Linked DNA regions of Homo sapiens: region 2 is linked to region 1. A link is a loop called in an ENCODE intact Hi-C map of the cell type or tissue named here. Cell type or tissue: HepG2. All regions are shown on one strand. Each heading gives the region's core, and the rest is flanking DNA. Links, peaks and the distances in the headings are about the cores only.

What was found. Hi-C counts contacts between places; a loop is a spot of excess contacts. Peaks named below come from ENCODE experiments on the same cell type or tissue, not always from the same donor. Only the 100,000 strongest peaks of a DNase experiment are listed, where the experiment ranks them.
Region 2: a loop joins it to region 1, with 4 times the contacts of the local background. A loop is called at or near these places in 7 of 110 quality-filtered maps.

The regions. Positions count from the first base shown.
Region 1 is chr1:165,255,177-165,260,554 of GRCh38, reverse strand. The region is part of intron 3 of LMX1A (LIM homeobox transcription factor 1 alpha); the gene reads left to right. Among named protein-coding and RNA genes, the nearest start is that of LMX1A-AS1, 42 kb to the right of the region's middle. In HepG2, for the core only: a CTCF peak has its summit at 2,434 (motif pointing left); DNase peaks (open chromatin) are centred at 1,164 and 2,374.
Region 2 is chr1:165,136,111-165,141,488 of GRCh38, reverse strand. LOC107985452 (a long non-coding RNA gene) reads left to right here and starts at 3,555. Exons shown (of 3, transcript XR_001737808.2): 1 at 3,555-3,765. In HepG2, for the core only: no CTCF peak of the experiment used is centred there; a DNase peak (open chromatin) is centred at 3,388.

The DNA of each region.
Region 1 (5,378 bases), core at 167-5,166:
TGTGACACTATGGCTTTAAAAAAAGTTTCTTTTTGGACATATAGCACAATGGTAATAATAAGTGAAAAGTGATGTTGACCAAAGCAAACAGGATTTATGGAGAGTTTGGTGTGGCTTGCTGAGATCCCAGAATCTTCCCCATCAAAATACCATCAATAATACCCTTGTCCTTCCTGTTATCACACACACATGCACACACACACAGACACACACACACACACCAGGAAATATACATTCTTTGCAAGAGTATACATTGTATTGGCCACGTGCCATCCAGCCAAGCCAAAAATTGTGGAACAATAGGAATCTGTGCCCAGAATATCAGCTAAAAATACCTCATTTCTTCTGCTCTGTTGTTTTCTGGGTATGTTTAAGAGTGTCCCAGGAGGCTAATGAGGATGAAGCGAAAGGAAAACTGACATTTTCAAAGGAAACCAAACCTTAACTCCCTAAAAGGAAAACGGATATTTTCCATATGTCTGTTTTATGTTTCTTGCCATTTGTGCATATCTGTGTGGCAATATGGAAAGTCTATAAGTTGTGCCACCTTGGCTTGAGTTATTGAAATCCACACTTTCACCACAGTCTTTTGCTCTAGGGCTTGACTCATAGATACTTTTCAGGTTTCAACAAAGAAGAGGGGGAGGAAAAGAAAGCTTCCAAGTAGGAGAGACTCACTGTCCCACACACAGTGCACTCATTCAGCTTGTCTGACATTGTCTACTCATTTAGTTGTTCAGAACACTGCTTAAGAGCCTGGAGGAGTACCTTTTCATCTCTCATTGGGCCATGGTATAATCTCTTTAGTTTCTTGATCATTGACTAAGTCTCAGGCTCTGTCTGATCCTCTCAGCAATCATAGCTTTCTTTGTGGTCTGAGGTAGATTATTGCCCCTTTATCGGCCTTGGTTTCTTTCCATTTGTAATATGAGGAGAGAGGTTGACTGCTCTCTTGGTGGACAGGAGGTCAGATAGCCAGGGAAGCAAGGCAAGGATAGGGATGTCTCAATACGTGTCCACACAATAGTCAGCAGCCTCTGTAAGAAGCAGTCATATGAGAACCAAAATGATGTGGGGAAATGGTCTGTTTTAAATATTTGCAAGGTAATGTCAGCATTAACCAAATAGCAACTGTTGGCTCTGGTTGGCTAAACATGGAGCTGACAACTTCCTGAACATATGCTGGGTGTTAGGCAATGAATTTGTGTGTGGGTCAACACTCGTGGCCAGTGTCAATATTGACCTTGGGTTAGGGTAGACCATAGCCATAGCTGCCTGAATGAGATGTACCCTCAGTTTCCTCTCAAGTGTTTGGCCTTTCACAGTTGTTTGTTGGTGTCTTCTCCAGTAACATATGAAAGGCTGGTTGAAGTTTGATTTGATTTGTTATAATAATGAGGGACAGAACCTTGAGATACATATAAAGTTCTATTTTTGGCTCAGTTGGCTGTCTTGAAATAAATTATCTTATATAAATATTTACATGGGCAGATATGGTAAACTGATTTTAATAAAGGGAGTTAATGGCTACTACTTATTGAGAGCAGCTAGTATGTGTCAGATACTTAAAATACACTACTTACTTAATCTCCAAAATATCTCATAAGGTTGTTATGATCTCATTTTTAGAGATAAAGAAGCCGAGGCTCCAAGAGAGTTTGTAACTTGCTCAAGTTCTTAAAGATAGAACCAAGGTTTGAATACAGGTTTAATCAGATGTCAAAAGCTGTCCTCTTCCCACAGTGTCTTGCTGATTCTGGAATGGACACCTTGCGAGAACAAGAAAAGCACTTAGTTAGTCTACCATTTCAAGGTAGAAACCACCCATCGCCAGCAACATTTGTGATAGATGAAAAACCATGTGCATTACCCTGCCTTTCTTGGTGAGGCCAGTGCCTTGCGGAGCCTCTGGGACGTGCAGACATCATACTTAGCAGTTCTCACTCCCACTCGTTCATCCCATTGTATGGTCCTCCTTATAGCTCCCCAGGAGCTGCAGGCAGACAGAGACCCTGATTGGCTCTGCCAGCCACTTATTGTTTCCCATTTTCTCACCACTGCAGAGTCTTGAGACTGTCTCCTATAGAAGATCCTGCCACTCTATTGTCCATGCAGACTTTCCCACCACCCCAGGACCATGTGCTCAGTTGCTTATTGTGGTGTTGTTGGCTCAGCCTCAAGGACAGAGACCTTGAGCCAGCTGACAAGGTTGCTTGTGTCACTACTTCTAAGGCCACAAGCCATGCTTTTGGTTCCCAATACTTTTGAATACCCTTCTCTCACCATCTCTCCTTCAGTTTAGCCACATGGTCTCCCAGACTCCCAGCAGCAGATTTTCCGGCAGACAGTTTTGGCTTATGGCCAATCCCTGTCTCTGCCTGGATGACCTCAGTTACCAAGTCAACATGGCACTGAATGAATGCTGCTATGCTGCCCCCTGGTGGAGAGGTGGAAACTGAATGATACACAGATTCCTGCCTTGTTAAAGAGCTGCCCCAAACCCTCTGTTACTTTCTAAACCGGAGGGTTCATATATCTCATCAAAACTCATATCGGTGGTGCCTGGAGAAAGACAGCTGAACTGTAGTAGACTACTGTCCAAAGCTACAGATGGCTGTGATTTCTTATTTTGGTGGGGGCAAACACAGTACACTACAGTTGGCTCAAACTGGCATCAGGGTTTTTCATGGGTTTGCCTTGTCCTCCATCCTTCTGCTTTTTTGTCTATGTTGTGGAGGCTTTGAGAAGCTCTTTTTAAGGTCTGCAGGACTTTGGGATGAGGTTGATGAAGATCTTAGCCTCTCTCTGGGTGGACTTCCTCAGGTCTTCCTGGGTCCAACCCTGTCCCCATTGGCTACATTTCTGCCTATATCTTGAAAAGAATGACCTGACTTGCCAGGCTCCCAAGGGAATGGGGTTCCAGCAAGATTTGTCTTGTTTCCCAATCTCTTTGGAGTCACAGTAGACTCTTGGCTGGTGGTGTTGGGTCAGAGTGTCCCCACACACTATTTGTTCCTAACCCACATCCATAGAGGGTAGGCCTCTTTCAGAAATCCCTTTGGGTATTTTGGGGTCCATGAGCTGAGTAGCCTCAAGGGATCAACTTTTTTTTTTAACTCCTGCCTTTCACCTACCTACATGTCTGCAGTGGAGTCTCAAGACCTTCTACAAAACCATGGGCCTGTTTCGTGACCCCCTCATGAGCTGAGGCTGCCATCTTAACTGCTTGATCTTTCTACATGTTTCTCCTATGAAGACAGTGCTAGAGAGCATGTGAGAGAGAAATACAAAACAGGACCCATGAGTTCGCCATCCCAGAGTGGTTCTCTCCTACGGAGAGAACTGAAATATGGTCAGATTCTCTTTGAGTTCATAAAATAGTTCTATTTACCCCATCCCACAAATTTAGTTAGATAATGGGTAAAAAGAATATCACACTTTCTAGCACTGAGTGGGTACTCAATAAAGATTAATTCTCTTTTTCCTGTCCTCCACAAGCCCCCTTCCTTTGCAGAAATATGATTTTTGGAGCTGAAATATGTTCTAACAATGAAGACACTGATGTTCAGAACAGTAGGGTGATTTTCCTAAGGTTACACAACAGGCACTGAAATCCAGGAGTCCCTAGGGTGTCTCGGTGTGTTGTCATCTTGCTACCGTAATGCCTGCAGTACAGGGGTGTGCTGTTGCATCCCGAAATTCAGTGCTTCTTTGTTGATTGTCATAGACTTGTCCACTAGTAGTTTCTCAGGCATCAAACCTTCATATGTGCTTTTGAAACATTCTTGTCTCCTTGGTTACAGAGGAGGCTTCTCAACTCCTGTAATAAAAGCTTGAAATATAAAAATGGGAGTAAGAAATTATCCAGCCTAGTGGGTTTCCAACCTGCCTTAGGAGCAAAATGTTGTCTTCCAATGATACTCTTCTATTAATAGAATAGATATCATGTCTTTTGGCTTTAGCTGTTTTATATTTATATATATTTGAATGATATGGTTCTGGAAAAGATTTTGTTTAAGAATTACCATAGCAAGGCAGTGTCATGGTAAAACACTATCTGGAGACCTGAATTTAGGTGTGAATGGAGTGGGTTTCTCTGGTTGAAAGTGTGTGGAGACCTAGGAAACAGAGTCATCCTTCCTCCTCAGCCTCTAAGTTCTTGACAACTCTGATCTAGGACAGAACTTTTCCATTGAGAAATGGATGATAAGATAACCAAGATTCAGGGAAAGGTGGTGGCTTTTCTGAGGTCCCTTGGAAAAGGCAGCACTTTTGAGCCCAGATTTCTCATGCCAAGTCCCGTGTTCTTTCCCCAACACCTCACCTAGGGCAGGATGGCTGAGTTTGGTTACAAGAAATACTGCTTCGATCCGATTTGGTGGAGAGAGGGAGAGACGCCCACGGCTTGGTGTAAGGAGCATGTTCTGCCTGCACCACGAGCAGTGTGTCTCCTTGGTTCATCTTCTGGGTCAGCACTATGCTCTGGAGATGCAGTCATGCCCATGTCAAAGTCATGCCCACGCTCATGCTGCGGAGGAAGTGTTCTCTTAGAATGGAACTCACAACATTCTTTTTTTTTTTTGAGACGGAGTTTCGCTCTTGTTGCCAGGCTGGAGTGCAATGGTGTGATCTCGGCTCACTGCAACCTCTGCCTCCCGCGTTCAAGCGATTCTCCTGCCTCAGCCTCCTGAGTAGCTGAGATTACAGACATGCACCACTATGCCTGGCTAATTTTGTATTTTTAGTAGAGACAGGGTTTCACCATGTTGGCCAGGCTGGTCTCGACCTCCCGACCTCAGGTGATCCGCCCACCTCGGCCTCCCAAAGTGCTGGGATTACAGGCGTGAGCCACTGAACCTGACCAGAACTCATAAAATTCTTAAGCAACAAGAACGATGTTTGAGGCAAGAAAGAAAAATCTGCAAAGGTCAAATGATAAAGGCCCAAAAAATTGCACTACACCTTATAGGTCACAAAGTACTCCATGTACATTTAATCCTCATTAGTCCAGAGATGAAGGCATCATTATTACCTTTTACATCAAAGCAAACGGAGGCAGCAAGTGATGAAGTGGTGTTCTCCCAGTCATGCTGCCTGGATGTGGCAGAACCTGAGAACCCAGGCTCTCTCACCAAAACTGAAAGTTATGCATCTTATAGCTTGCAGCTGTGCAAGAAGAGATGTAAGCAAGGCATTGAATAGCATTTCAGCCAACCTCTATTTTCCTGCTTGGCAGAGTGAGTGGAAAAGAGAGAGTGAGAGGAGGTGCAGGGAGAAAGAAGAAAAGAAGATGAAGTGTGAGACAAAAGATTCTGTGACCTTTAGCCTAAGCTAAGCGCATAGGTCTCTTCTTTGTGCTATTCCCAGCTATTTCTCTC
Region 2 (5,378 bases), core at 305-5,304, 120 kb after region 1:
CTGCAACCTCCACCTCCCAGGTTCAATCGATTCTCCTGCCTCAGCTTCATGAGTAGGTGGGACTACAGTTGCCTGCCACCATGCCTGGCCAATTTTTGTGTTTTTAGTAAAGACGGGGTTTCACCATGTTGGCCAGGATGGTCTCGATCTCTTGACCTCATGATCCACCCTCCTCAGCCTCCCAAAGTGCTGGGATTACAGGCATGAGCCGCCGCACCGGCTTGGCCAATCTCTCTTAAATCTCAGGGCAAAAGACAGATATATGGCAAAAGAAAGTTGAAATCTACTTCTGAACTGTAATCGCTCCTTACATAGAATTAATTGATCTCCTAGAAGTTGAACGCTTTCTTTTTGCAAATGAATTATCCAAATAAATTATTTACTGAACATTGAGACTTTAGTTGCTTTGAAAAAATTAGTCTTCCTCTTTTTCATTTCTGGAGTCATCTCAGGCTAGCTTTCCTAGTAAGATACGTTTTCTTGTGGGACTCATCTTCTAAAGCAACCACCTCTTTTGCCTTGTAAAAGCTGACTCTCGTGCTCTGGAGAAAGGACAATAAAGCTTCTGAGCTGACATACGCACCTGTTACCTGTGGTCCCCTGAAGCCAGTGAGCCCTGCTTGTTTCCTGACCCAGGAGTGATGGCAGTTATGAGATGGTGAAGTCAGGCCAACTGCAGCATCCCAGCCTAGGAGGGTGGGACAGCACAGAGGCAGGAAATTTTAGAGCCCCTCAAGCCAGAGCAAGGACCAATCACCTCCTCTTTCTTTGCCTAGGGGACAAAACTTGTTCCTGAGCAAAGAGCTAGGCATACATTCAGCAACACACAGTCTACTCAAAAAATATTAGAAAAATTTGCCCTTTTCTGGAAGAATATCTTTCTGCTGTTCCCTGAGAGCTGCAGTGTGGGACACCCCATATATGCCCGTTCTAGGGTTGCCATCCATGTGCACACAACAATGCTCTGCAGGGCTCTCTGTCACCTCTTCTGAATGTCATTCCACCCTCCTCCCCTCCTATAGCCTCTACTTTCTCTCCCTCTTCTTTCTTCTTTCCTTCTCCCCTTTTCTCCTTACCTTCCTTTTTCTTTCCCTCCTCCCATTCTCCTTCCTTTCCTGCCTTCCTTCTTTCCATATTCCTTCATTCACTCATGACACATGATGGTTGAGAAAGGAAAGAAGTGGGAGGCAGCCCTGTATGACCACAGAGTGCAGCACAGAGCCTTCGTTCAGTCTGTCCACCCCTTTTGAAGTCCCAGCTCAAGGAGTTCAGCTTTGCGGAGTTTTTCCTTAGTGCCTCTAAGGAGAGCCAAGTGCTGCTTCCTCTGGCCTCCACTTTTCTTGTTCAAAATTTCATCACAGAATTTCCTAATTTGTGTTATTATCTGATTCTATGGGGCTCTCCCTACTGGACAGTGAAAGCTTGAAGAGCAAGGACTAATCTCATGGATTTCTGAGCTCGCAGCTGATACTTGTTCTTGGTCCACAGTATGTGCTCCATAAGTGTGAACTGGATAAATGAATGAATAAAATGCATGGTTGATTTCCTGCAATCTGGAGAATAATATCAAAGTTCTTTAGGACAGTCTCAATGCGTTGCTCAGTCTGCTCTCAACTTGGTCTATGTGATTTGAACACTCTGGATCATCCAGAATAAACTATGCATTGCCTCCTTGATATCTGCATACATTCCCACCTCCTTTTCTTTTTTCTTTTTCTATTGTTTGCAATGCCTCCTTCTCCTCTCTAATGATATAATCCCTACTCATTTTTCACTGTGAGTTTTCATCTCAGTCCTCTGTAGAGACTGTCCTGTCCTCTGCAGCCCTACTTTCCTACTCTGATATACTCACACTGCACTTAATCATTTATGTCTTGTAGCATCTTTTATAGTGGTTTTGAAATTGCTAGTCAATGATCTATAACTTCTTAAGAATGTCTTTCCTGTTTCTTTTTTCTTTTTCTTTTTTAAACAGGGTCTGGCTGCTCAGGCTGGTTTGCAGTGGTGCAATCTTGGCTCACTGCAACCTCCGCCTTCCAGGCTCAAGCAATCCTCCCACCTCAGCCTCCCAAGTAGCTGGGAATACAGGTGCATACCACCATGCCCAGCTATTTCATGCCCAGCTACTTTTTTTTTTTTTGTAGAGCCAGGGGTTTCACCATGTTGTCCAGGCTTGTCTCAAACTCTAGGGTTCAAGCAATCCTCCCACCTCTGCCTCCCAAAATGATGGGATTACAGGCATAAGCCACTGTGCCTGGCTCTTTCTTTTTTCTTGCAAGCTTTCTGAAGGCAGAGGTGATGTCACCTACTTGTGCAATTGGCAATGACTCCACTTCTTTCCCCTGTCCTTTCATCTTCACCCTATTTCCTTGTTCTCAGTTTCACGGATTACCATGCAGCAGCATGTCTTCTAGAAATGCAGAGCCATTTTGCTTTTGTCCTAAAACTGCTGTTATAAACAGAGGAAACCATTTCTCTGCCAAATTTTCTTTCTAAACTATGTGTTCACCAACTCTTGATGATACCTAAAAGGTAACTTTACCTCTTTAAAAAAATACATATGCACCCTGCTTATTCCCCAAACATTCCTTGGGAAAGATGACTCAATATAGGGGTTTATTTGATACCACTGGGCTTTATTTGGTCCCACTTTCTCTGAGATTAGATTATATTGAGTTGTTTAGCTGCAGTCTGTCACTATTCATCTTTGTACCTGGCTCTTATCGTAGGCCCTGATTCCACTAAACTCAAGTGAATCTTCTTTATAATGGCAGGGTTGAATGTAAGTCTGATATTACCTTAAAGACCACCTCAAAATGTGGGCCATGGATCAGCAGCATCAGCATCACCTGGAGATTGTTTGAAATGCACATTCGCTAAATCTATCTTGGGGGTGGGGGAGGCAGCCATCTGTGTTTTGGCAAGTCCTCCAGGAGTTTCTGATGCAGACTCGGGTTTAAGAACGACTGATAGACTATCCTTAGCAGTTAAACTTGTCCAGTAATGAGTTGTTGTGTATTAAGGGATCCAGGTTTGTCCAAGGTTCTGGTACATTGTATGGAAATATTCAGGGGGCAGAGTGGCAGCTGGAGCTTGTCTTCAATCTCTGATAGTCTCCAAACAGGAGAGAGAGCTGCCTGTCTGTCACCATACACGCCCTGGCCTTTTTTGCTGCCCCTGATTTGCACTTAGCTGCCCTGTTCCCAGCATCCAAGGGATAAGAGAAGTAATAAAGACGGCACTTCATGCAAGCAAGCCCTCCTCTGGGCCCCTGTGCTATGCATGGCATTCCCATAACCTCGCCAAGCCACCCAAGCCCCTGTTCTGCTGAGATTCACCTGCACCAGGTAGACAGTGAGGGATTGTTCAGAGCAAAACACTGTGCAATCAATTGGAGATAACAGAGGCCCAGGGGTCAGGCGGGCTGCCCAGAGCATCTTTCATCTTTGACTTATATTGGTAGGGTGTAAAGTGTGGCATCAGCCTGGCCTGCCTCACGGTCAATGGCTGCCTTGTTCTGCCCTCCATTTATCTGCCATCTCTCTGATGTCACAGGTTTCATTTGGGTAGCTGACTTCAAAGGTGCTTTTCAAATTTTTTTAATTTTTCTATTTCAGGGATAATAGCCCAGCTTTTCAGAAGCATTTTGCTCTGCAATCAAATCAAATATTCTTAAACGGACAGGGCCAAGTCAACCCAGCCCAGGCAAAGAGGATCCCAAAAGATTGCCAAAAACCTGGTGCCAGCTCTGACAGATGGACAAAGGTAAGCTGTGTTTTCTGTCCTCCTCCACTGTATTCTTCTTCTCTCAAACCCATCCTTGTGCTGAGATGTAAAAAACAAAACCACCCCTCACCATTCCCTGGTTTCTGTGTAAACTGATTAAATGAAAGTATTTTCTACAGGGGTCTGCAATAAACTACCCAGGGACAACTGGGCAATGGAGCCAAATACCTGGCTCACTGAGTTTTTCTGATAGATTGACTGTAGATCCATGGAAAGGCCACGTTGGCTCTGGCCTTCATGTTTCGTAGACTCGGATTTGAAGCCATCTCTATAAATAGACCATAGAACCTGCCACTTTGTGCTCTGTCCCTTTCTTTGTTTGCTTCTGTTAATGACAGCCCTAGGACCAAGAAGACTCGGGCAGCCCGAATGCTCTTGGTGGCCCTGTTTGGCCAGCACACAATTTCCTCCCACCACCTGCCCACAGAGGGGATCCCCATTGTTTTGCTTCCCCAGTCCCCCTCCCTCATTCTGGGCACTCAGGTTGAACAGTTTTCCCTGCAAATGCACACAGGCAAGGATCTTTAAAGGCCAGGCACTTTAGTTAGCCATTGGCGTCGTGTTTGAATACCAGCGTTTTATATTTATACATAGAGAGAATTTTCTAATATAGCCAATTATATGTGTACATATATATGTGTACATGTATATATACACACACATACACACCTGTATAGACAACCCCAGCCATTCTCCCACTCCCAGAGAGCTCTTTTATGTGGGGAATGGGATGAATCCCCATCTGTGCCTTGACCATCAAAGCTGGAGCTCTAGGTGTAGAGGAGGGCAGCCATGTGTCCTGACCACCCAGAGCCTGGGCTTTCCAGGGAAAGGCTTTGTGCAATTGCCCGGGTTTTCTTTTTTTTTCTTTTTTTCCATGTGCCTCCCCCACCCCCAAATCTCTGCACCACAGCTTATTGCAGGCAATGTTGAAAGAGAACTGCATTTGAAAGAAAACACAAACAAAAAAAAAAATCCAAAAAACTAATGAGAAGAAAAAAACCCACGATAGAGCATTCATTCTTGAATACTCACTTGCCTGGACCATATGGTGGCCTGAGTTGACTTGTAGGCAGACTCAATGGCTAGATACAAGCTTGGGTCTTTACACTGAAGGGACATATTTCCAGTGAGTAATAATAACTGATGTTAATTGGCATTTGTTAGTTCCTAGACACTGAGCTGAGTGGTTTACAAACATTATCTCACTTAGTTCTTATTCAGTTCTCACAATATTACTCCGTGGCAGGTTATGTCATTATCACATATTATAAATGAGAAAAATTAAAGCTCAGAGAGTCTGGGATTTAAACTCAGGTCTGTCTGCCTCCAGAGCCAAGGATCTTAGCCACAGTGTTTTTGCTGCACCTCAGTGTCCTGCTGCAGATAGCATCTGAATAGGGAAGTACAGAGAAAAGAGAAAGAGGGGGACAATGGTTTTTGACCAGAGAATAGATTTCTCTGGACTTCAGGGAAAATAATTCTGCAAGAGATAAAAGGAGCCATCACTTTTTGGATTTTAGGCCCACTCCTCTCCCCTCAAGGCCTGTCTTCCCTCTGAGGCTAAGGAGAGCCCTCCACTTCCTCTATAG